Linked DNA regions of Homo sapiens: region 1 is linked to region 2. Evidence: chromatin loops called from intact Hi-C (ENCODE). Cell type or tissue: Caco-2. All regions are shown on one strand. Each heading gives the region's core, and the rest is flanking DNA. Links, peaks and the distances in the headings are about the cores only. Region 1 holds the start of NAV2-AS4 (NAV2 antisense RNA 4). Region 2 has its middle 66 kb from the start of NAV2-AS5.

Region 1 (12,403 bases), core at 2,137-10,136, 84 kb after region 2:
AATATTAACAACAATAATAATAATAACAAGAACAACCACTCAACTTCATTAATTCATAATTCGTTCCCAAAATCTTTGTGGAACACCTGCCTTCTACCACCAAATACCAACTGGGCCTCTCAGGGCAGGCTTCCCAGGTGCCTGGATAAAATGATGAACAAGGCAGGTGCACAGTTCTGCCTTCATGCAGCATGGGCTCTCGTAAGGTGCTTATTGTGTGCTAGGGGCTGTCCTAACTCTTTATGCCTTATTTAATCTTCACGTTTCCTTTTAACATGTGTGCTTTCATTATCACCATTTTATGGGTGGAGCAACTGAGGCACAAAGCAGTAAGTCCCTTGCTCAAGGCCACAGAGCTCGGAGACGGTAGAGCCAGGGTTTGAACCCTGATGATGTAGCTCTAGCTCCCTCTGCCACCTAACAGAGAGTGCGTGCTCTGTAACTAGTTGCTGAATGAAAGAAGGAATGACAGAATCCCCCTTTTCCAGGTTTGACATTCAGGAAGGCTGCCCCTGCCTTGGTTTGAGATTCAGCCCAGCATGTCAATGCACCATGTTACCCCTCCCATCTCATTTAAGCAGACCCTCCAGGCTGGGGCTGGCTGGCTGGAGCACTGACCTGGAGGAGAATGTCCTTTAGCAAAGAGCTCCATGGAGAAAGTGAGGCAAACTGCGTGATCACCAGAGGAGTGATGATTCCACAAACACCAACTGGGCCTCTCAGGGAGATCCTGGGCCTTCTCTGGGAATGCTGAGGCTGGAATCTGTGAAGCGCGTTTGAGAATTCAGCTGCAGCATGAACCTGCTAATTAGGGGTTGTGTTTATTTTGTGCTACATAAAGCAGATTAGATTAACTAAGCAAGACGGAAGCATTTGGAGGGATAACTCTTTCTCTCTGGCCCAGGCTTTCTTTAACTTTACTCTTAGGGCCTGAGGGCACTGAGGTCCTTTCTTTGCTGGACCAAAGGAGACAGAGTGTTTCCTGGCAGGGTGCCCAGAGCTCCACTCTCCTCCACGCTCAGGCAGCCACTGACCACAGGGACCCCTGGAAGGATATGGCTGCCTCTAATCCTTTTATTGCGATGCACTCATAAACAAACACTCATGGGCATTTTACTAGACAACAGCCCAGGAGCTGACACCAGCTCATTTTCAGGCACGCACGGCCAGCTACAGATGAATTTTAAAATGCTGCTGAAAACTAGAAAAGTATTAAATGACTTGCCAGGGCAGAAGGGAAGAAGCCATGGGATGCCCTGCCAACCCTGAGGCAAAATCCGCCCCGTGGCCTGTGGGGCCCACCTGATTGTCTCTGCCTCCCTGTCCCATACCTCAGTGTACCTGACTGTCTTTGCCTCCCAATCCTGTACCTCACTGTGTGTTTCAGCCACGCTGCCTGCTTTCCATTCAGTGACAGCTCCTTCCTGCCCCAAGCTCTATGCAAATGCTGTTCCCCCTTTCCCTCCTTCCTCCTTTCCCATCCTCTAGGGCCCCCTCCCCTATTTTACCCTATCTTTGGAGACCCTAAGCTAAGGCCTCTCATAGAGGACATGAGCTCCCCAGGAATATCAAAGACAGCTCAGATTTCAGGAAGGGGGAACAGGAAGATGCACTTTGCCAAGCGAGGGCCCAGTGGTGTGTCTCCAGGTACCTCTGGGTACCAGGTGCTCTGCTGGTCTCAGTCCCAAGCTGGCACTCACAGGAGGCAGGGGCGTGGGCCTTGGGAGAGCAGAGGCCACTGCTGGCTGCCATTACCATTTCATTACTCATCTGCTAATTGTGGCAAATGGGGATTTTACAGCTCCCCTGGCCCTCGCTGTGGGCTGAGGCAGCGGTTTGATGGAAAGGGAATGGAAGAACAGCCTTGGAATCTTTTAAGAAGGCCCATGCGCCTGCCTATCTGGTTTATTTGGACCCTGCAAGCCTGCATTTGGGTCCAACAGCCATTTGGCCATGAGGCGGGGCGTGGTGATGGGCCTTGGAACCCAAACACTCCAAGCTGAACCCTGCGTCTCCCCATCTGGAGAGAACTCTTCCACTTGGGTCATTCATAGTGGGTGGCCAGTGGTTGCCACTGGGTTTAGAAGAGTGATTGAGTCACGTGCTACTGCTGGGCAGACCCTCTGAGAGGAGGGTGAGGGGGCTGTGAGGAGACACCAGGCTTCCTCTTGGAGACCATGGACCCAGAGGCCAGTCCCCAAGTCCTAGGTAGCTGTGATCCACAGCAGCAGAGAGCCAAGCTTTGAGGAGCACAGGCTTTAGAATCCACGGCCAAATCGGAGCTGGCTCTCTAAGTGATGGGACATTTAGTTTCTGAGTTTTGGGTAAGATGAAATTAGATAATGTACATAAGTGCTCAGCAATAAAGGATCCAGTTATCGGGGAGGCAGAAGAAAATTCTCACGCCCTGTGCAGCTCACAGTTTCATTCTTGACCTATCTTATGCGTTAGTGGGGATATTTGAGGAGCTCCTTACCCTATCTGCCACTCTGTAATAATAACCAATAATTATATCTGATATCAGTGAGCACTTATTGAAGTCCAAGGGCTTCAGTCTTTTGTGTCTGGTCTTCACAACCACCCTGCACATAGGCCTTCTGAGATCCATTTTCCAGATGAGGAAGCAGGAATCAGAGGGAATAAGTAACGTGCCAACGGTCGCTCCAGCAGAAATGCAAACCCAGGACTGTCCCTCTGCATGGCTCTGGACCCTTCCTTTCTCTTTGGCCACTATCATTCAATCACTTTTGTGAAGAACTGTAGCCAACTACTCTCTCTCCCACCCTCTGCTCTGAGAGGCAGAATTTGGCAGGGGCTAAAACTGGGGTTTTAGAGTTTAGGCAGATGGGTTTGGATCCAGCTCAGTGGCCTACTAGCTGCATGGCTTGGACAGTCATTTGCCCTTTTGGGGCCACATTTTTGTTTGTAAAGTGAGGATAAGGCCTGCTACATAGAGAGGTCACAAGACAGTAAATGAGCTCAAGGACTTGTTGGTGCCCGACATACGCCAGATCCCACTTGCCTTCCTCAAGGATGGCTGTGCCGCTTGGAAGCCACCACACAGCCTCCCTCTTCTGCAGAACAGCAAGAAGGTGGGAGACAGGCTCAAAATGAAGCCACATTGCACCCCTCACAAGGCATTCGCCTCCCTCCATCGTCTCCAAGCCCACCACTGGAGGAGGAGCCCACTGCCTTATTCTTTTTGATAGAGAGAGGAGTGGTCCAGGGAGCATCTGCTTCTGTGTTTACAGGAGTGTGGCCTCCAGAGGTTTCTGATTTTCAGCGATAAACAGCTTAGAGGATGAGGCCCCACACCTTCAAGAGGCTCATAGTGTCAGCAGTAAGGGGCCAGCAACAGTGACCCCGCCTTCTTCCCTCCTCACCAGCCGGGGGTATCCAGAGTGCCCCTGGCCCCTGCTGGAACCCATGAGGCCCTCCTGAGCCTCCTCACCACTGGAGTGCCACTGGTGTGTGTCCAGCCTTCAGATGGTCACTGTCACCCCCACTGGCACCTTGTGGCCAGCATTTGAAGTGTTGGGCATGCCTTTCTTCACTGTGATACAATTTTTCTGCATAGGAGAAAAATCATGACACTTCTGAATAAGGGAGTTGCTGTGTTATTCTGTAGAAGAGAACATGCTCTGTCCAAGCTGTTATTTCACGTCTGTTCTTAAGAATTGTCACTTTAATTCCCCAATGTCAACAGAATCCTGATGGCATGGCTGCCTAGAGCTCAGCGTCCTCCATATACCAGCCCCAACCTACCTCCGGGGTCTTACTTGCAGTTATTATTATTGGGAATAATGATGGCTGTTGATTAAAATGATCATATCATCCACAGTTGAGGACTCACAAGGCATGAGGCCATCTCCTAAGCACTCGACTCATTATCTCACTGGGTTCTCATTGGAGAATTCATCCAGAGGAAGCAGGTGTTAGGTCCCATTTTGCAGTGAGAAGTCTGCAGCCAGGAGAGGGTACCTCACTTGTCCCTGGGCTCCTAGACTTCAAAGCTGAAGCTTGTGCTGCTCTGTTGACCATCACTCCACACCCAAGGCCCCCATCTCCTCCACACGAACTCCCTTCTCCAGTGAAAACCGCCTCCTGCCCGGTCCTCCTGTGTGCCTTTCACATGCCTTCCCCATGCTTGTCAGGCTGTTCCCTTGACCAGGAAAGCCTTGGGGAGCAGCAAGGTGAAATGGATGGGGCACAGGCTCTGGAGTCAGGAACAGTGCATCCCTCCTGTTCCACTTCCCAGCTCCCAAACTATTTAAGCTTTCTGGGCCTCAGTTTCCCTACCTGGAAAATGGGAAGATGTCATGTCATCATTGATTTGGTGAGGCAACATACACAAAACATCTGGGTGGTGGCACTGGCTCACCTGTTGAAGTTCTGCCTGAAGCTGGAGGCCCAGTTCTGCTTCCTCTAGAGCGAGGCCTTCTCTGACTAACTCAGTCTGGTGACATTTCTTCTTCTTCCGAGCCACTCTTCTTCTTTCTCCTCTAGGAAGTCCATGTGCCATGAGGGCAAGGGCCCCCACATTGACTTAATGCCATCGTTTGCACATTGCAAGAGCTTGATCAAGGTTTGCAAAGCAATTGCTCTTCAGGACTCGTCACCATCTGCACCCCACCTTCTTCTCCAGCATCCTCACTCTCTATACCCCAGTGTCTTCACTCTTCACCTCCCATCGCCCACTCTGAGCCTCCTGTATCTGACTCCCTGTGTCCCCAGACACTGAAGTTCTCTCTTACCTCCTGGCCTCTCTGTTTATAATGCCTTCCTTCACTTCTTTCCCTGGGTAGCTTCTGGTCTTCCTTTAAGATTTAGCCCAGGTGTTTTCTCCTCCTTCAGGAAGTCTTCCAGATACTCCAGGCTGGTTAGATACTCCTCCTCTCTGTTCCCACAGCCTCTGACTTCTCTCTTAGCACTTGTCAACCTGTATTTGTCCTGTTTGTTCACCTCTCTATCTCCCCTGGTAGGATATGATCCCCTGAGGGTAGGGACCCTGTTGTTGTCATCTCTGGAGCCCTGGCATTTGACATGGTGGCCACGACCAAGCCAGTATTTGTTGAGTAGATGGATGACTGGAGGAATGAGCACCTAGCTGAAAAATTCTGCACATCTGCCACTTGGAGTATCTGCTGGTTGGGTTATGCAACGTCTGTGTGTGTGATGTCACTTGGCCACCTTTACCTTTGCATCCAAGAGACTGTGCTAGCTTGTCAGGGAATGGGACACAGTACTACAGAGCTGTGTGTAAATCTGCATGTGCGTTTCGTGCCTCCAGTTCAAACCTTGTTCATTAGCACAGCAATTAACAGCAGAGCCTAATGACAGATGGCCCGGCTCTGCACCTGAACCCCTGGCTCCTTGGCAGGCTTGGAGCAGGGCAGGCACGTCTGGCATGGTTGATGTTTTCATTGATCTAGTGAGTTCAGCTCCCAGGGCTGCCGGCTATGGAGACAGTGAGCTGACGTCAGTACTGGCTTTGGTGGGGGGCTGGGCCTAAAAGGGCCAGGCTTGTAACAGACTCTTGGAAAGCTTGCAGAAGTTTGGGGACTTTATTGTTTTTATCTTTTTTTAAGATATTAATTTCACATTGGGAAGTCCCAGCACCCCACTCTCAAATTTTCCTAAGCTCTAAGGACTTCCCTAGGAGATGGTGTCTCTTTCCTGCTAATTCTTTACAAGCTTCTAGGCTTTCTACAATTGTTATTTAGGATTGTGATATCCAGGCCCTTTGACTTCAGCTAACAGACACAGCTTCGTGTTTAGAGTGGCATATAAGATCAGTGTTGTGTAAACACAATTATATTTAGCAAGTTTGGAGATGTGGGGTTTTTTTCTTCCTGTTAATCCCGGGTTTGAAATGGCTTCCTAGTTATTACCCTGTGAATGTCATTCATTTCTCCATAAAAGAAATATCAAATTTGTGTTCAAATAGTTGTCTGGGTCATAAATTCAAGCTAAAGTGCAGTGTGTCCTAAGCCATAGCAGATTTCACAGAACTGGAGTTCATTAGAGCTAGAAAGGATCTTACTGTCCAACCTGTGTCATTGACAGATGGGGAAACTGGGCCCCAGAGAGGTGCACTGATTTGCCCAAGGACACATGGCAAGTAGGTGGCAGAGCTGAAGCCACGTGTTGGTCTCCAGTGGCCCCTTTCCTACACCATGTTTCAGATCATCAGAAATGCTCAGGCTTTGCTGTGTGCCAATCCCAAACCACTCTAGAATGAATTTCTTAAGTGGTGTTGGATATGCTTCCTTGAGCCTGCCACCAAACTTGGTCTGAGTGAAATAGAAGAGGGGGTGCAGGCAGAGGAAGTGAGGACTGCGGTCTGTCGTTAGTGATGTGGAAACCACGCATCTTCTTTACGAAGGTGTTGACAAGTCTGTGTGCCCAGGGAGCCACGCAGGGGAAGAAGGTTAGAAGGCTGGGTAGTCCCTGAGGTAGGAAGCAACTTCAGCGAGAACCTGCCCATCTTTGCAAAGTGGGCACTTCTCTCAGTGAGGGGGTTGCAGGCAAAACTGCGGGGATAGTCTTGTTCCCACAGAAGAAGTGGTTGGAGAAATACCTATCACATCGTGGAACAGTGCCCTCATTCTGCATTTTCTTATCTAGGAGACAAAAAATGCCTCCTGGAGATAACCTACCTGCCCTCCCTTCCTTTGAGGAAGTTTAACCTTTCTCCCTCATTGATATGGAATCCCAGGTATTTATCTGATGACCTGCTGAGATTGGTAGTTCAGAAAAACCAGTCTTCAGGCTTAGGGGAAGCTGGACGTGTATCCTAGGGTGGAGGCCCAGGTCTCGGGGACAGGTCCCACCTCTCCTGATAATGTTCCCCGCCTCCCTGTCAGGAGGTGCAAAGGTTTGGGTGGGCATTGTGAAATGTTGCCCCAGAAGAAGGTTTCCTTCTCTTTCAGCATCATGCTGAGAGGTCCACACATGGCCCTACTGCCACAGTGTCACGAAGGCAGACCTGTCCTTTCTGCCTTGTCTTTTTAAAAAAATCACCCCAGGGCCATTACAGCTCCTCCTGGTTCCTGATTCACTGTGTTTTAATCAAGCATAACTCTTAGAATGAGCAGAACATGACTTCATTTTTGTCTCTCAGTGTTTTCTTCTCCCCTGCAGTGAAAACTCAAAGAGGCCCCACAATGTTTTCGTCCTCTGTTAGGTAATATCTTGCATAACTTGAAGTCACAAAACACAGCCTCAGTTCTGTAATTGGAATTCCCAGTCCTGTGTGCTAATTCCAACTCTGCATTTGAATTGGAGATCAATCTTCTCCCCTTCTCTTTCTAAAGTCAGCTTCAGAGTCAGCCTTGTCTCGGGGGAATGAATATGATTGGCCTCTTATCTCTTTCTCTGTTCTTTTTTCACCCATTGTTTACTCACTGCACACTCCAGGATTGGATGAAGAAGAAGGGGAAAAGAGGGAAAGACAGTTCTTACTTGCCTGGTGTGCTTGTGCTTATTGGCAGACATTTAAAACCCACTCTGCAGTAGAGGTCTTTCCCACTTTCTCAGAGTCCCCAGGATGGCTGGGGAAGCTCTCCTACAGTCCCCTGACCTGGCTGATTGCACTTGATCATGAGGCCACCACTGGCTTGGCAACCCCTTAGGAAATCTGAAGTTCATTCCAGCTTTCTGCTGAGGTCCATTACTTCCCTGGGCCAACTTTCTGTTACACAAAGTCCATATCTGGAAAATACCATTTTTGTACCCACAGACCTTGGGAGTAAGGTAGTGGTAATTCTTCTTCATCCCAGCTTTCCTTCTCAGGCCAACATTCCTGAGGACATCCTAGGTCCCTGGGGTTCATGGCTCCTTGGCTGCTGCTGGGGAGGGAGAGTTGGTTTATTTCTCCATGCTATGGCATCTTTCTCCAACCCTCCCACCCCCACCATCTCTATTGTTTATCTCTCTTGATATGGTTTGGCTGTGTCCCCATCCAAATCTCGTCTTGAATTGTAGCTCTCATAATTCCCACGTGTTGTGGGAGGGACCTTGTGGGAGATAACTGAATCATGAGGGCAGTTTCCCCCATACTGTTCTCATGGTAATGAATAAGTCTCACGAGATCTGATGGTTTTATAAAGGGTTTCCCCTTTTGCGTGACTCTCATTCTCTGTAGTCTGCTGCCATGTAAGATGTACCTTTTGCCTTCTGTCACGATTATGAGGCCTCCCCAGCCATGTGGAAATGTGAGTCCATTAAACCCCTTTTTCTTTATAAATTACCCAGTCTCAGGTGTGTCTTTGTCAGCAGCATGAAAATTGACTAATTCATTGCTCTTTCTCTCTCTCCATCTTTCATTATCTCCCAGCCGATAGCCACACTCCCTTGCCTTTAACTTTCCCAAGTCTGTATCAGGCACCAGTCCAATGAGCTTCAACTTTCCAGTGGACAGACATCAGGCTCTCCAGCCCATTGAAACTGCTTTTCCTAGCCTGGACATGGTAGCACCAGCCCCACCCCCACCCCGTCCACTCAGCAACTCTCTCCGCATCCAGCACTCTCTTGAATTTATCAGATGCCAATCATGAACTTCTGCAGCTTGATCTCTCACAGTATTTTGCAAAGTATATGATGTCTTTTTGTCTGTCTTAGGGTCCACACACTTGGAATGCACTCTGACTTAGGCTCTTGATTTGCATCTGGGGTGGTCCCTTCTGACTGGTCAAGCCCACCTCCCACCAGCACTCCTACAGAGGGGAATTCTACAGACCTCCCTGCCACTTCCCTGTGGGGTTGAGGGTGCAGCCAAGTCACAAGGAGATAGCTCCCTGCCCTGACACACACACACACACACACACACACACACACACAATCCTGGGAATCAGGCTGCAATTGTTTCTCTTAACAAATGGTAGGGACATGGCAGTGGGGAAGTTTTCCCAGAGCTTTGTGAAATCAAGCCACGTTCCCTGCTGTGTGGTACATGGCAGGCATGAAGGATTAATAATTTTTGTATCGAGGAAACATAGCACACTCCCAGTGCTTCTTCTCCCACCCCAGTTTCATGTTTTTAATCTGGGAGGGGACCATGGAGGGACAAAGGGAAAAGAAAAATGGTAGCAGAAAAGGAGGTGGTTTGAGGAAGATCTTTTGCATAAATCTGCTGTAAATCAGCCATCATGGACCCTGGGCAGTTCTTTTCATGACCTTCTGGTCTTTGCCTTCCCTCATCCCCAGTAATTTTTAGTGAGAAGGAGCATTTTGCAGTTTAGGGACACTGCTGAGAGAACAGTGCGCCATGTCTCTTATTTTTCATCCTTTACTGAAACTGCAGGTGAGTCCATTTCTCATACACACTGTCTGACTTCCAAAGACCTGAAACCCCATCACCTCACTGCCAAAACAGGGATGGACTCCGGCAGGTGGGCAGAGGCGGCTGGAAGGCATTTGCCAGCTCCCTTCCAAAATGAAGCTAGCTTTCCTTTAGCCTTCAGGCTGCCAAGTAAAAAGTCTATAAAACAGTGGTTCCCATTTTTTAAGAATGGGAAGGCCGGGCACGGTGGCTTATGCCTGTAATCCCAGCGCTTTGGGAGGCTGAGATGGGCAGATCACGAGGTCAAGAGATCGAAACCATCCTGGCCAATATGGTGAAACCCTGTCTCTACTAAAAATACAGAAATTAGCCTGGTGTGATGATGCACACTTGTAGTCCCAGCTACTCGGGAGGCTGAGGAAGGAGAATCACTTGAACTCGGGAGGTGGAGTTTGCAGTTAGCTGAGATCATGCCACTGCACTCCAGCCCGGTGACAGAGTGAGACTCCATCTCAAAAAAAAAAAAAAAAAAAAAGAGTGAGTAGAAACTTATTTTGCCAAGAAAAAACATTAAAGAAAAAGAAACCTAAAAAGTGAACATCCAGCACCATTATTTTATAGAAGAAAGGGCGTTTTGGCACGTGCGTGCACACACACACACACACTCCAGGTCGGAAAGAACTTAATCTCAGAATAAACACTAAAAAAATTAGATTTTTGTATAAAAACTCCCAATATTGTCTTTATTTTTCTCATGTTATTGGTGCCCCATGAAAACTTCACTGTAGTCTGTTCCTTGGATTAGCTCTTGGAAAGCAGGAGCTGAAGTTACTGAGTTAGTCATAAAGTTAAGAAGCATTTAGATCCACAAACAGCTACATCTCATTGCATTGATTAACATTTAACACATACGCATGGTTGTCTAGTTCTTGCTGGGCAGTAGATTTAGTGCTGGGGGTACAGCTGCTCCCTGAGAGAGTGTGTACTTGTGTGAAAGGACATGGAAGTGACACCTCCTCTGGGAGGCCCCCCAATACCATCCCAATTACAGTGTCAGTTGAGACCCGCCCCACCCCATCCCCAGTAATTCTCTAACATGTCGCCTTTTTCTTTTTCTTTGGAGCCCTTACCCGAATGGAAGTTACCTTGTTTATGTCTTTATGTCCTTTGGGGCCTGTCTCCCCACCTGGGATATAAGTCCCAGGGGTACGGGAACTTTTCTGCCCTAGGGACCACTGGAGCACCAGCACAGAGGTCCAGGGTTCCCCTTGGTGGCTGATGTGGGGTGGAAGTTGCTGAGGGAATAGGACAGGGCACCCCCTTGTCCTGAGCCCCTCACACAGTAACCTCTTCAAATCACTCAGTGACCGGTGAAGAGACCAGCGGGCCTCCTGCCCTACATAGGTGTTCTAACTTCTGAATTAGTTGGGTTCCAGTCAGAAAGATAATTTAGAGTGGAACACAAAGCGTCATTTTTCTTTACAGAAGGAAAACAAAACATCTTTTTTACTACCATTGACCTCCTCCTCTAGGGGTGTGGGAGGTTGCTGGAAGGTCATGGGATATTTCGAATGGAAAAATCAGCATTTGTCTGTCTCCCTTCCCCCAGTGGAAACCATCGGCCCAACAAAGCACACTGGTGGCAGCTGGAGGGTCAGAAGTCCCCTGAGCAAGTCACCATTGTCACCACTGGAAGTGGTGAGGAAGATCACTTGCAGGCAGGACCATAGCCTGGCATTAGCATTCTGGTGACCCCAGCAAAGAGGCGGTGTGGGGACTGCCTCTGTGTGGGGTGGGGTGTGATTGTTTCTTAGGAGGTAGCTGTAGTTACAGGACAGCCTTTGCAAGCTCCTACCACTGTGTGTATCCACAGGCAGGCAGGGTGGCATGAAGCTCAAAGCAGCACCCTGGGCATCACGAGGCAGGGACTGAGCTCTGTCAGGTTAGATGGTAATAATGCAAGGTAGCATTTGCTTAGAATTGGCTATGCCCTATGTGCTTTACACGCATATCATGCACACCAGAAGGGCTCACAGCAATTGTATGAAATAGATGTGGTCATTATTTCCTCTTCATGCCTGAGAACACTGAAGCTCAGAGGGGTTAAATGGCATGCCCAGGGTCACCCTGCTGATGGATGGTATCACGTGGACTTGAATCCAAGTCTTCCCACCCCCAAAGCATGGACACCGCTGTGCTTCTGTCTGAGTTCACCTGCCACGGAAATGTGCTGTGGTTTTGTGACAAGCTCCAGAGCTCCGTGGCTAAATGTAGAGGTTGGAACAACAGTAATAAAGTAATAAACGATAAAAAACCAAGCACCTGCTATGTGTCATGGACTGTGCAGGCACTGTATGCACATTAACTCAAAACAGCCCTGAAAGGTCGGCCTAATTCTTCCAATTATACAGATTAGAAACAGGCTGAGAGTTTAAATGAATCTGCCAAGTCCCACAGCCACGAAGTAGTATATTCAGAATTTGAACTCAGGTTAGTTTGACTTCAAAGTCATTGCTCCCTTGAAAGCATTATCCTGTGAAAACTGATTCACTCAACAAATATTTATATATACTTCATTTACCAACTAGTATTTATTTATTAAATATCGGTATGTATTTCAACAAATATTTATAATATTCATCCAACAAAGATTACTACTATTTCTATGTATTTATGTATTTATTGCCTGGCATAGAGTAGGTATTGAAGAAATATATAGACTATGCTAGAGAGTAGGGATTAGGCACTAAACATGACAGATAAAATCTTTGCCTTCATGGGGCTCACATTCTGGTAGGGGAAACAGAAGATAGACATGGAAAGAAAGAAATATATGTAATAGCACCTAATTATAAGTTACTTTAAAAATGAACCAGAGTAAGGAGGCAGGGAGTGATTTGGGCAGGGAGCTAAGGCTGTTTTAATCACAGGCTCACTCTGGCTGCTGCTCTGAGCCAAGACCGTAGGTAGTCAAAGAAGCAGGGGGCCAGTTAGGAGGCAATGGAGATAATCTAGGTAAGAAACAAGAAGTTCTTGTCTCCAGATAATGGTAGCAGATTGGTAGGAAATGATTGGACTCAGAATTTATTTTTAAGTGAGCCAGCAAAATTTGTTGACAGA
Region 2 (12,403 bases), core at 2,132-10,131:
AAAACTCTATTCATCTGTTGATGGGCATTTCAATTGTTTCCATATCTTGGCTATTGTGAATACTGCTACAGTGAACGTGGGAGTGCAGACATCTCTTTGACATTGATTTCAATTCCTTTGAGTATATACCCAGAAGTGGATTGCTGGGTCATGTGGTAATTCTATTTTTAGTTTTTCAAAGGACCTCCATACTGTTTTCCAAAATGCCTATACTGATTTACAGTACCACCAACAGTGTACAAGCGTTCTCTTTCTTCCATAGTCTCACCAACACTTGTCATCTTTGCCTTTTTGATAATAGCCAGCCTAACAGGTGTGAGATGATAGCTCATTGTGGTTTTAAGTTTCATTTTGCTGATGATTGAGATGTTGAGCATTTTTCCTATATCTGTTGGCCATTTGTATGTCTTCATTTCAGAAAGTATTCAAGTCCTTTGCCTATTTTTTAATACGGTTATTTGTGTTCTTGTTATTGAGAAATTTGAGTTCTTCATCTATTTTGGATATCAGCTCCTTATCCAATGTATGATTTGCAAATATTTCCCCCCAGTCTCTGTGTCGTCTCTTCATTCTATTAATTGCTTCCTTTGTTGTGGAGCTTTTTAGTGTGATGCAGTCCCATTTGTTTATTTTTGCTTTCGTTGCCTATGATTTTGGGGTCACATCCAAGAAATCATTGCCCAGACAAGCATCATAGAGCTTTTCTCCTATGTTTGCCTCTAGTAATTTTTCAGTTCCAGGTCTGATATTTAAGTGTTTAAGTCTTTAATCCATTTTGACTTGATTCTTATATATGGCATAAGTCAAGAATTTAATTTCATTATTCTGCATGTAGATGTCCAGTTATCCGAAAATTGTTTATTTAAGAGACTGTTCTTTCCCCCATTGTGTGTTCTTGGCATCTTTGTTGAAAAGCAGTTGATCATAGATATGTGAATTTATTTCTGGGCTCTGTAGCCTATTCCATTGGTCTATGTGTGTTTTTATGCCAGTAACATGCTGTTTTGATTACTATAGCTTTGTAATACATTTTGAAATCTTGTAGTGTGATGCCACCAAGCTTTGTTTTTTTTCCTTTGGTCAATATTGCTTTGGCTATTTGGGGTCTCTCATGGTTCCATTGAATTTTAGGATTGTTTTTCCTATTTCTGTGAAAAATGACATTGGAATTTTGATAGGGATTTCATTGAATCTATAGATTGCTTTGGGTAGTATGGACATTTTAACAATACTAATTGTTCTACTTCATGAACATAGGTTAGAAGACATGGAAACACCTTTCCGTTTATTTGTGTCATCTTCAATTTTTTATCAATATTTTATGCTTTTCAGTATACAGAGCTTTCATTTCCTGGGTTAAATCTTATTTTCTTTGATGCTTTTATAAATAGGATTGTTTTCATAATTTCTTTTTTCAAATAGTTCATTGTTAGTGTATAGAAATGCTACTGGTGTCTGTATATTGATTTTATATCCTGTAACTTTACTAAGTTCTTTTATAAGTTATAACACATTTTTGGTGGAGTCTAAAGGATTTTCTATACATAAGATCATGTAGTCAGCAGAGACAGTTTCACTTCTTCCTTTACTATTTGGATGCCTTTTCTTTCTTTTTCTTGCCTAATTACTAAAATGAGGTAGGCAAGACTGTGAAAGCAGCAGTGCATTTCTAGATAATGTGATCTATCACAAAGGAAACTGACCACTCATGAGATAAAGCTACTACTATCAACTCATTTAACTGGAAGGTCCCAGGTTCATTAGTTTCTGATTACTTAAGGCTAACCAGACAAATACTTTTTTCCAATCCTTGGAAAACTTTCAACTCAAAACCCACTATCTTCCCAAATGTACATGGTAATCTCTGCTTGATGACTGAGGATTTCACAGTGTCTTGGTGTCATCCTTTAAATATTTATTCCTATCAATCAGATTAAACCTGTATCCAAGTGTTAATATATACAATCTGTTTCCAACCCCACCCCACACTCTGCTTCCCTTTTCTCTTTTCCATCCCCTTCCTTCTGTCCTCTTGTCTTTCTTTGCACCATTATTTTCCAGCAAAATTAACTCTGGAAAATACTGGGGACAATAGTCTTTTATACCTTTGGCTGAATTCCTTCTTTAGGCAGTTAAAGCTCACAAATGGGTCAAATATCCAAATGTCTATTTGTAAAAAGGTTGTTGCATTTCATCAAATCTCAAAAACCATTGGTTATAACATTCACTATGATTTATGTGCCACTCAGAAAAAAAAGTTACTGCCAATTAAACTATGAAACGATGCATTCTCATCACTTCAAATGTTTCTACCCATTATAAAGTTTTCTTATACTTAACTAGACATAACTTTCTATCATATAACTATTGTGCAAGCATAAAAAAGACAGGCAAAATACATTGAATAAGTATTCCTCAAACATCTCCAATTAGAGGCTGAGTTTTCAGAATCACTTCTGAGTCATTGATATGTGTATTTTTCTCCATAATATCACCCTCTGTGCCAACATAATCACTGGTGATTTAATGTCTCTGGAATGAATTCTTAAAAGAATGAAAAGCCTTCACTGGGGCTAGGTTCCAAGCCGCCTCCTTGGCAATGACATAAAGTGCTTCTACTTTTGACTCTGGCCTCACCTGACTTCTGATCCACTATCACCCATCCCTTGTTCTATAGTCATTTCATTCTCAGGGTTAAAAGAGGAGTTCCCTGTGGCCTCATCGTTGTGCTTTAATGTGCACCAAGGTACTCTCCATGGACTGTCTTGTCAATCCTTAACAGCAACCTCATGGGTACTATTGTTATCCCAGTCTACAGGTGAAGAAGCTGAGGCTTCCGAAGATTAAGTAGCAGTCATCAACCACTGTGTGTGGCAAGACAGGGAGCAGGGGAAGCACAGGTTTGGATGCAAGCAGCCCTATTCTCAAATCTTGTCTTTAGCCCTTGTCACCTGTGCAATCCTGGGGAACTTATTCTGTATCTCAGAGTCTGTTTTACCAGCTACTATGATCTGTTTTTAACTCATAACACTTCTAACACCAAATGTGAGGGTTTTCCACACCAACAACCAATTTTCATACTCTCCAGACACCAACCATTCCAACAATTCCATTCAATTCTGACTCTAACTACCCAGTGACATTGACCAATCAGCTATAAATTAGGATTTTCCACACCTCCTTCCTTGGGTTTGATAATTTGCTAGAATGGCTCACAGAACTCAGGAAAGCATTTTATTTACATTGACTGGTTTATTATAAACGGTACAGATTAGTAGTCCAAAGGAGAGTTGCATAAGATGAGGTCTGGAAAGATCCTGATTGCAGGAGTCTCCATTCTGTAAAATTAGAGTGTGCCACCCTCCTGGCATGTGGATGCATTCCAACCCAAAGGCTCTCTAAACCCAAAGGCTGTCTAAACTTAGAAGTTTAGAGATTTTTTTTTTTGTAGAGGTTTCATTAAGTGGCATAATTGATTAAATCATTGGCCATTAGTGATTAGCTCAATCGCCAGCCCCTCCCTCCTCCCTGGAATTGGGGAGTGGAGAGGGCTGATTGCTCCAATCCTCTAATTGCATGGTTGGTTCCTCTGGCAGCCAGCCCCCATCTTGAAGTTTTCTAGGGGCCCACAAAGGGTCACCTCATTATCATAAACTCAGGTGTGGTTGGAAGGGGCTTGTATGAATAGCAAAAGATGCTCCTTTCACTCCTATGGCTCGGGAAGTTCCAAGCGTTTTAGAAACTCTCTGCCAGGAACCCAAGACAAAGACCAAATATATATTTCTTATTGTATCACAATATCATACCAGCTAAGTGGCAGTGATACACACTGGGGTCTATAAGAGGGTGGAGGGTAGGAGGAGAGAGAGGATCAGAAAAAAATAACTAATAGGTACTAGGCTTAATACCTGGGTGATGAAATTTTGTACAACAAACCTCCTGAAATGAGATTACCCTGGATCATCCAGATGGGCACCACATAATCACACCGGTCCTTAGAAAAAGGATATAGGAAGAGTCATTCATTTTACTTATGTAACAAACCTGCACATGTACCCCTGAATTTAAAAGTTAAAAAAAAGTGGCAGTGATAATATTGACCTCACAGAGAGGTTGCGAGCTGTGGATGGGATAACCTATGTAATAGGCCCAACATGATACCTGTGTTTATTTTCTATGTCCCAATGTGCTCATTCACATATTTGGCTCCTTAATCATTCATACATGACATGATCAAGAAATACATTTTTATGAATGAACACTGTGACTGATGCAATTTCCTAGGTAACTGAGGGTTAATTAGAAATCCTCTTTTGTTTCAACCCTTGTTAAAAATCCTTAGAACATGTCAGAATTCATTTTTCTTACATGCGCTGAGCGTGATTTAATCTTCCATTCATTCTGAACATCAGTCCTCATTACCCAGGGCTGCAGGTATAGCCAAGGATAATGTGGGATATTGAGAGTAACATACAAATTGGTTTAAAAAAATTAATTACAAGTACAATTTTTAAAAGTAACTTACCCTTTTGACCAGACCTTCAGCAAAACGCCCATGTATTTGAAGTTATATAATTAAAAGCTAGATAATAGAAGCATTCTTTCTTTATGTTCAATTGCCACTCAAATGTTTAGTCGATCACACACGTAAAAAATAATCTTTCAGGGCCTACTATGTGTCAGGCAAATGGCTGGTATACCAGATGGACGTGGTTGCTGTCTGCATGAAGCTACTGTCTAGTGGGGAGGACAGACAATTAGCAGGGGAGATAGTGGGTGCTATGGGAAGCCATGGCAAGAATCCCAACTCAGTCTTAAGTTGTCAGTCTTGGGTCTAGTGAGGGTGGTGGTGGTGGTGATGGTCAGGACAGGGAAGGCATCCTGAAGGAAGTGATGGTTAAACCAAGTGCTTCAGGATGAGTTGGAGTTAGGCAAAGGGAAAGGTTGTAACCTGTACAAGGGTGTAACTAGTATTGTCCAAGCTGCTGGGGTCGGTATGGTTGGAATAGAGGGTGGGTCTGGGAAGTTGAGAACGGGGTAAGGAGAGGGGCTAGGTTATGCTCCTGGCTGATTGTCTCATGGGAGTCTTATATAACTCTAGTCATTCATTCTTGCATTGAACATTTATTTGGTACTGAGGATGCTGAAAGTACTGACTGTGTTAGGTTAAGTGCAGTCAAGTATGGTAAGGGGGTGAGAGATGGGCACAGAATACCAAGCCATGGCTGTCTTGTTAACTGTTGAACCTGACTGCCCAGTCTACACACCTCCTGGCATCGACTAGGCATTCAGTGAACTCTAGGTGATTGACTAACTCAATGAATGAATGGAGGCTTGGTTTAACCTTCACCCTCCCTCAACAACTATTCCCATTATTTTCTTTGTGCAGGATAAACATCTTGAAACACCTCTGCCCCATCGCTAAGTAGGCCAATCTTCCACAGCGTCTAGAAACCAGTACAGAAAAAATGCAGTTTGACCTTGCTGTCATTGTTTGCAGTGTAATGAGGAAAACAGGCATTAAATAACTAACCATACAAATAATTGTGTAATTAAAACTGTGGCACATGATACAAAGAAGATGTACAGGATGATGGAAGGGCACATAAAGGAGAAAGCCCAGGAAGCCTTTATTGAGATATTGATGTTTAACTAGGTTTAGAAGGGGCAAAAGGAGGTGGGAAGAATGTCTCATGCCGGGGGAGGAATACGATGCAAAGGCCTTGGCAGGACAAAAGGCCAGTGTGGCTGGACCCTGGGGATCATCTAGGAGAATGGCTGGAGATGGATGGGTCTAGAGCCTGGAGGAGATTCCCCTACAAGGTCTCTCAGCCATGTTGGAGATTTTGGTTTTTGACTTAAGAGTCCTAGTGAGATATTGAAATGTTTTAAACATGAGAGATATGTGATCAAATCACATTGGCTGCTGTGAGGAGAACAGATCGGAGAGGTACAAGAAAGGACACTGGGACACACACACACACACACGCACACACACACACACACACACACACCCTTCAACAGGCTGACAATGCCCTGTGTACAGATAGCAGTAAGAGCATGAAACTGAGATCTGATTCAGAGAAGACTGAAGTCATTGCACGTCATTTCTTCCTAATCTTTTAGAAACAACCCACTCCTTCATTCTGTCTTATGGTGGGCACTTGTAAGTGGGCTGCTACTTCTTATTTATTTTTTAACCAATTTTGTGAAACAACAGATGTGGTGCTTCTCTTGTGGTTGTTATTCTCAAAGAGAGGATGTTGGTTGCAGCAGACAATTTATCGGAGCCCATTTTCTCCCTTGGCTTCAGCAGGGAGCCAGGGGCTGGGGGTGCTAAGTTGGGCAGGAGTGGAATCCACCCTTCTGTCAGCCGCTGGCTTGAAAGCAAGCATTAGCACGTATTCAATTTGGTCTGGGAGCTCTCCTCTGGACACCGAACCTGGTCCTTATCTATTTTTCCCATTAATAATGAGCTGTTAAATCACATTGCTCATGCCATTTGCAAGATAGCAACGTGTGGTTTAATTGTGCCTGCTCTGTTCCCCCATCATCTCAATCCTCCTCCTAATGGCTTGGCAGGCGGGGCAGGGCTGCTTGGGAACCACTGGCTCAGGCCTGCCATTTCCTGGTCTAGCAATCTCCAGTTTTAGAAACAGGGACTGCTGTGGCGGAAGTGGAGTGGAGCTCCGAATGTGAGGGCCCTGGGGAGGGGAGACTGTGTGCACTCACACCTGCACTCTCCCTCCTCCCCATCATCCCAGAGGCCCTCTCAGAAATCCTAATGGTTGAGGAAAGGGGGCTGGCCTGGCAAGAGGCTGGGCCTCCATTCCTATTTCCCCTGCTCATTGCCTGAGGCTTTCAAACAGTTCCCGCTCCTATCTGGTTTTTGCTGGCGGCACAGGCAAGTTGCTGAGTTCTTGTGATAAGGCTGGCTGATACATAAGGATAATTACGTCTGTGGGTTTGGAATCACTCAAAACCAAAGGTGAAATGACTCAACACAGAGGAGGGCTTTCCCCAGAGAGGTGACTCATGCGCTGGTGGTGGATATGGCTAGAAAGGAGGTGCATTTCTCAAATGTGAGAAGTTGACCTTTCTCTGCTGTTGCTGGGAGAGCCCAGGTGTGGGAGAGCTGGCCAGGATCAGAGGGCAGGGCTCAGGTGGCCTGCAGAAGCCTGCAGTGATGTTGGGAGATGGTGGCATCATAGCAAGGGCCCAGGGCTCTGGTTCCACCCTGCCACCAACTGGCTGTGTAAACTTAAACAAGTCCCCCTGTGGCTGCCTTGGCCCTAGAGTCCCAACCTTTACAGCAAGTGTGACAATAGGCTATATAAAAAGTATCATTCTCTCTCTTCCAGTAGCTTCAAGAATGTGCTTGTTTCCCTTGACTAAAGCAGCTTAGAAGTGGATTGTCCTGTGTTTTTGGTGTTTTAATTTCAGCTGCCCCTTCCACCATCGGGAGAAATGTGGTCCCTTTTAGGATAAGATCTGAGATGCAGTCCCGCCCAAAGAGGTCCCCCTACCTACCCATCAAGGTGTCTGAAACACCCACATTTAGATCTAACTGGAGAGGGAGGCCAGGTAACGTAGTAAAAAGAGCTTGAGCTTTGGGAATGAGACATGAATCTTGGGCATCATATTCCTCATACCACTTCCTTCTTCCTGAAGTCACAGTTACCTTGTCCTGCTGCCACCTATGGCAGCATCCTTGCTAGAATCTCTGAGCTGAAGCCCTGGGACAGCATGGCCTTCATGCCCTCTATGCCAGGCCTTATCCTTGCTGAGTTGCTCCTCCACTGCGACACTTGGATGAAATGCTACACTGCAGGATATGGTTTCTGACCTTCTCAGTGGCCACCAATGGTCTGCAATGACGGAGAAGTATACAGTCAGCTCTCCATGGAGTTGGACCAATGAGAAGGAAGAAACTTGAAAGAGATGGGCAGTGCATCCCCACTCTCTCTCCCTGCCATGGACCACTCTGAGATACAGTTTGTCCTTGCAAATCTTTTGCAGAAAGTCCCACATGCTGAGCAAGGACACCTGTCAGGTGACCTGCTGCATCTGCCAGCAGCTTGTGGTAAAGCAGTGGCCAGCACACTAAGGCATCTCTTTGCATCCTTTTGCTCCTTTCTTCACATGGGTTTTCTTCTCTCCTCTTTCTCACTGTCCTGGGCTTGCACTTCCCAAAGAGTGTTTACACTGCTCAAGCTCTGCTTTCTACAAGACCCAGACTAAGACATCTGGCTTGGAATTTGGATCTGCCCCTTGATAGGTGTGTGAGATTGAGCAAATTCTTCACATCTTCTAAAATGTCAGTTTTCTTCTCTGTAAAATAGGCATAATAACATCTATGTTTTAGAGTTCAGAAAAGTAGATATAATTGTATCAAGTACTTAGCACAGAGCCTAGTATAGATGCGTAGTGAGTGTTCAATAAGGGACAACTCCTCTTATTATTATTATTATCGTTATTATTATTTTTTTGAGACGGAGTCTTGTTCTGTTGCCAAGCTGGAGTGGAGTGCAGTGGCGCAATCTCGGCTCACTGCAACCTCTGCTTCCCAGGTTCAAGTGATTCTCCTGCCTCAGCCTTCTGAGTAGCTGGGACTATAGGCACCAGCCACCATGACACCACGACTGGCTAATTTTTGTATTTTTAGTAGAGACGAGGTTTCACCATCTTGGGCAGGATGGTCTCCATCTCTTGACCTTGTGATCCGCCTGCCTGGGCTTCCCAAAGTGCTGGGATTACAGGCATGAGCCACTGTGCCTGGCCCTTATTATTATCTTTATGGTTGCTGCTATTGTTGTTTGTGGTAGAAATGGCTAGCTGTCTCCAAAGATTTGGGCTCCCCCTCCACAGTGAAGAGTTATTGCTCAGAAGCCCTGCCCAGCCAGGAACTCCATTCCTCAACCTTTCTTGCATCTAGGGAAAGTCATGTGGCTAAGTTCTGGCAAATACAGCGTGGATAGAAGTGATGTAATGCCTCTTCCAGATGGGCTCATAAAATGTTCTTGCTGTGGTTTAACCATGTGCTGAAGATGGTGCAGCAACCATCAGCCTGGATCCCTGAATGGCTGTAGAACCGGCCCCCCACTGCCCACCTGCTCCTCCCCTCACTCTATCATTGAACTCTGTATGAACAAGGAATGAGTTCCCTTTGTGTTGAACCACCAAGAGTTTGGATCTTACCTGTTAAAGCAGCTAATACTACCTTAATAATTACATTGTTATTGCTGTTGTTCCTTTATTATTATTATTACTAATTATTATATTATTACTAATTATTATAAAATATAGAATAAGATCTCCCCTGAGAGGTCGTTTTCAGGCTTTTCTAGTGGTTAACTGTGTAGACTCTGGAGTTAGAATGCCTAGATGTGAATTCCAACTCCATCACTTAGCCCTGTGAATTACTTAAACTTTTTTATAAATAGGCATATGGATATTATGGGACTTGGAGAAAGAAATCTATATGAAGAATAGGAAAATGTCTGGCCCAGAGTAAAAGTTCAATAAAAGTTAACTACCACAACCACCATCTCTGCTATCACTGCCATCATCATCTCCATCTTCATCATCACCACCATCATTATTTATCAATGGAGAATCAGGCACTGGGTGAATGGGAGGTGGACTGTGGTCTGGTCCTGGGGTTGAAGAGAGGCATGCAGAAGATTGAGAACATGGTGCACAGGTGCAAAACAGACAGTCAAACACGGGAAGAGGAAATAAGGAATGTGGTCCTGAAGATAGACAGGGCCCCCTTTGAATTTGGTGACCAGAAGGCTACATTTTTCTGGCAGGTGGTTTTTTTTTAGTCCTACTGGCCAACAAAGATCAGAATACATCCTGCAGGTAGAGCACTGTGCTGGACACTGTGGGAGATACAGTGAAGAAGGAGCTGAGGGAGGGGACTCTGAACTCCTGGGAGGCACCAGGCATGGGACTAGGCACTTTATTCATGTTAACTTGTTTAATCCTCATCACAAACCTTATGAAGTTGCTATGATCCCCACTTTATAGATAAGGAAGCTGATACAAGGTACTTGATGGAATTATGCCATATTCACATAGTAAATTTTGGAGCTAAGATTTGAATTTTAACTGGGTAGGGACTCTGGTCTCTCGAGCCACATCCATTTGCCAAGGGTAATTCAGCAGAATGTCAAGATGTAGCTAGGAAAAAGCAGAAAGTGTTAGGAGACTGATACTTGCCCATTTCCACTAGCTGGATCTAGCTCTGTGGCTTTTGGCAGCCCTCTTTATTGTCTCTGGGCCTCTGATTTTTTTTTTTTTTTTTTTTAAATAAGAGAGAAAGGGAGATGGAGGGAAGTTACATGTGCCAGGTACCATATTAGGCTCTAAACAGAGCAACCATATCATTTAATCTTTCCAATAGTTTACAAGGTAGGTGATGTTATTATCCCCATAGTACAGGTGAGAAATACTGAGGCAGAAAGCGAGATTAAGTCACTTGCCCATTCTCTGTTGTAGACTCAACTTCTTAGCTATGTCATCCTGTCATATGTCCTTGTGTCAACAATGTCTTTGTGGTGCAAAGCCCAAGTCATTTTGCTTTACCATGCTGTGCATCTTCAAGACTTTTTCCAGATCTTAGTTTGCTCAGTCTCATCTATAGAATTTCTTCAGGAAACAACACAAGAAAAACAACGATTTGATTATCTAGCTCTACATTCACCTATCCTCACTTTCCCAGACTAAGGTAATGAAAGTGGAACCAAGTAGCCTCGTTTGAAGCACAGGATCAGGGATCTTAGTTCTCTTGGCTAGAAAACCCCTCCCTCCCACCACCAGAGAATCATAGCTATGGGTTCCTAGATGCCTCCATGTTTTTAAGGATTGGGGAGGAGCAATTTAAATACAAATTTTGCATCCTTTCTTCCTTCCCTCCCAGTTCCTTTTAGTATATGTTCTGTGACATTAACCAAGGCTCAGCCGACACAGAGAACAAGGCCAGAGGTTGTTTGGGTTTAAATGAAAGTTGACACAACTCAAGGTTTATCTGCCTCAGTGGGCAGCTCTCCAGAGAATGGAGTTTTTGGACATGTTGGGGAGTTTTCTGCCTCTTAATGAGCTCCTTCTAGCCTGCCAGGTGATAGCAGGGGGTTAGCAATTGCTTTAGGGGATTCGATAACAAGAATGAGGACTGCATCTCAGACGGTGTGCCTGCCTGCCTGCCTGCCTGCCGCCAGAGTCATCATTAATGCAAACAGCTGAACCGCTGAACTGCTTGGAGCACCTCAAATGTGGGAGCCAGAGCCTGGTGGGGAGGGAGAACCAGGTCATTGTAAAGGCCATTGTCCTTTTGAATATGACCATCCCATTACAGACTGGAGGTCTCATGACCCCCAAACAACAGTGTGGAACAGATGTTGATGTAGCCTGGGACCAGGGAAAGGGGAGCCAAGCGTCAGCCTGGTCTCTCTAGTGCCATGAAAGTCCTCCAGGCACCTGTGATTCTACTTCTCTCCAAGGAGGGGAGACAATAGTGAGGAAAAGAACATTGCATGAGGAAGTGAGGTTACTATGCTGCCTGCTGGACCAGAAGGGAGTTCTATGTATCCCCTCCCCGGAATCAAGAAGATTTTGCCCCACTCACAACTTGGGATACTGAGAGCCACTGTTGCTCAGAGGCCTGCGGTAAAAGAGGTTTATCTGCTTTCTAATCCTAACCTGAATCCTTTTCCAAATGAACAAAACTAGTTGGAAACATGATACTGCCAATCTCTTCCAGATTACTTGAGTCATCTCTGAAATTGAGTGGGCTGGTTCTTTTCAAGATAGATTCTCCATCAGTCTGTCCTATGAACCCAAATAATCATTGGCATTTGCACCTTGCTTCGTGGTTTCCAAAGCATTTCCACTCACCCTCATCTGAACCGGTTGTGTGGGGTGAAGGTTCAGAGCCTGGGCTCTGGGGTTTGGTAGAGTTGGTTTGATTCCAGCTCCACCACTTCCTGGCTGAGACACCAGGACAAACGTGCTTAACCTCAGCTTCCTGCTGTGGAAAGTGAGGATAGTAATTCCCACCTCACAGAGGTTTGGGGGAAGGCGAGACGATGCATTTAAAGCCCTTAGCTCACGGTCTAGCATTCAGTGAGCTGCTATTGTTATTACCCTGAATTCTTACAACACTATGACATAGGTGGGGTAAATATCAAGCACTCCTGACTTAGAATGTAAGCCTGCCTCATGGGCAGAGACCGTATCTCTTTCACTTACCCACAGAATAAGTCACAGAAGGTCCCTTTCTGGACCGGGTAGAACTGGGTTGACTTGTAAGACGTGCTGCTTCTGGAGAAGTGCTGCTTCTGTCTTCCTTAGCCTTGACGTTCCATCAGCAGGTCCTTCTGCTGGATTCTTGCAGTGAGAT

What was found. Hi-C counts contacts between places; a loop is a spot of excess contacts. Peaks named below come from ENCODE experiments on the same cell type or tissue, not always from the same donor. Only the 100,000 strongest peaks of a DNase experiment are listed, where the experiment ranks them.
Region 1: a loop joins it to region 2, with 4 times the contacts of the local background. A loop is called at or near these places in 2 of 110 quality-filtered maps.

Annotation. Positions count from the first base shown.
Region 1 is chr11:19,519,132-19,531,534 of GRCh38, forward strand. NAV2-AS4 (NAV2 antisense RNA 4) reads right to left here and starts at 4,947. Exons shown (of 4, transcript NR_033989.1): 1 at 4,755-4,947; 2 at 619-763. It also overlaps a transcript of NAV2 not described here. In Caco-2, for the core only: no CTCF peak of the experiment used is centred there; DNase peaks (open chromatin) are centred at 5,150, 5,429 and 6,820.
Region 2 is chr11:19,435,460-19,447,862 of GRCh38, forward strand. It overlaps a transcript of NAV2 not described here. Among named protein-coding and RNA genes, the nearest start is that of NAV2-AS5, 66 kb to the right of the region's middle. RefSeq lists enhancers at 6,432-7,631, 7,043-7,132. In Caco-2, for the core only: no CTCF peak of the experiment used is centred there; a DNase peak (open chromatin) is centred at 6,962.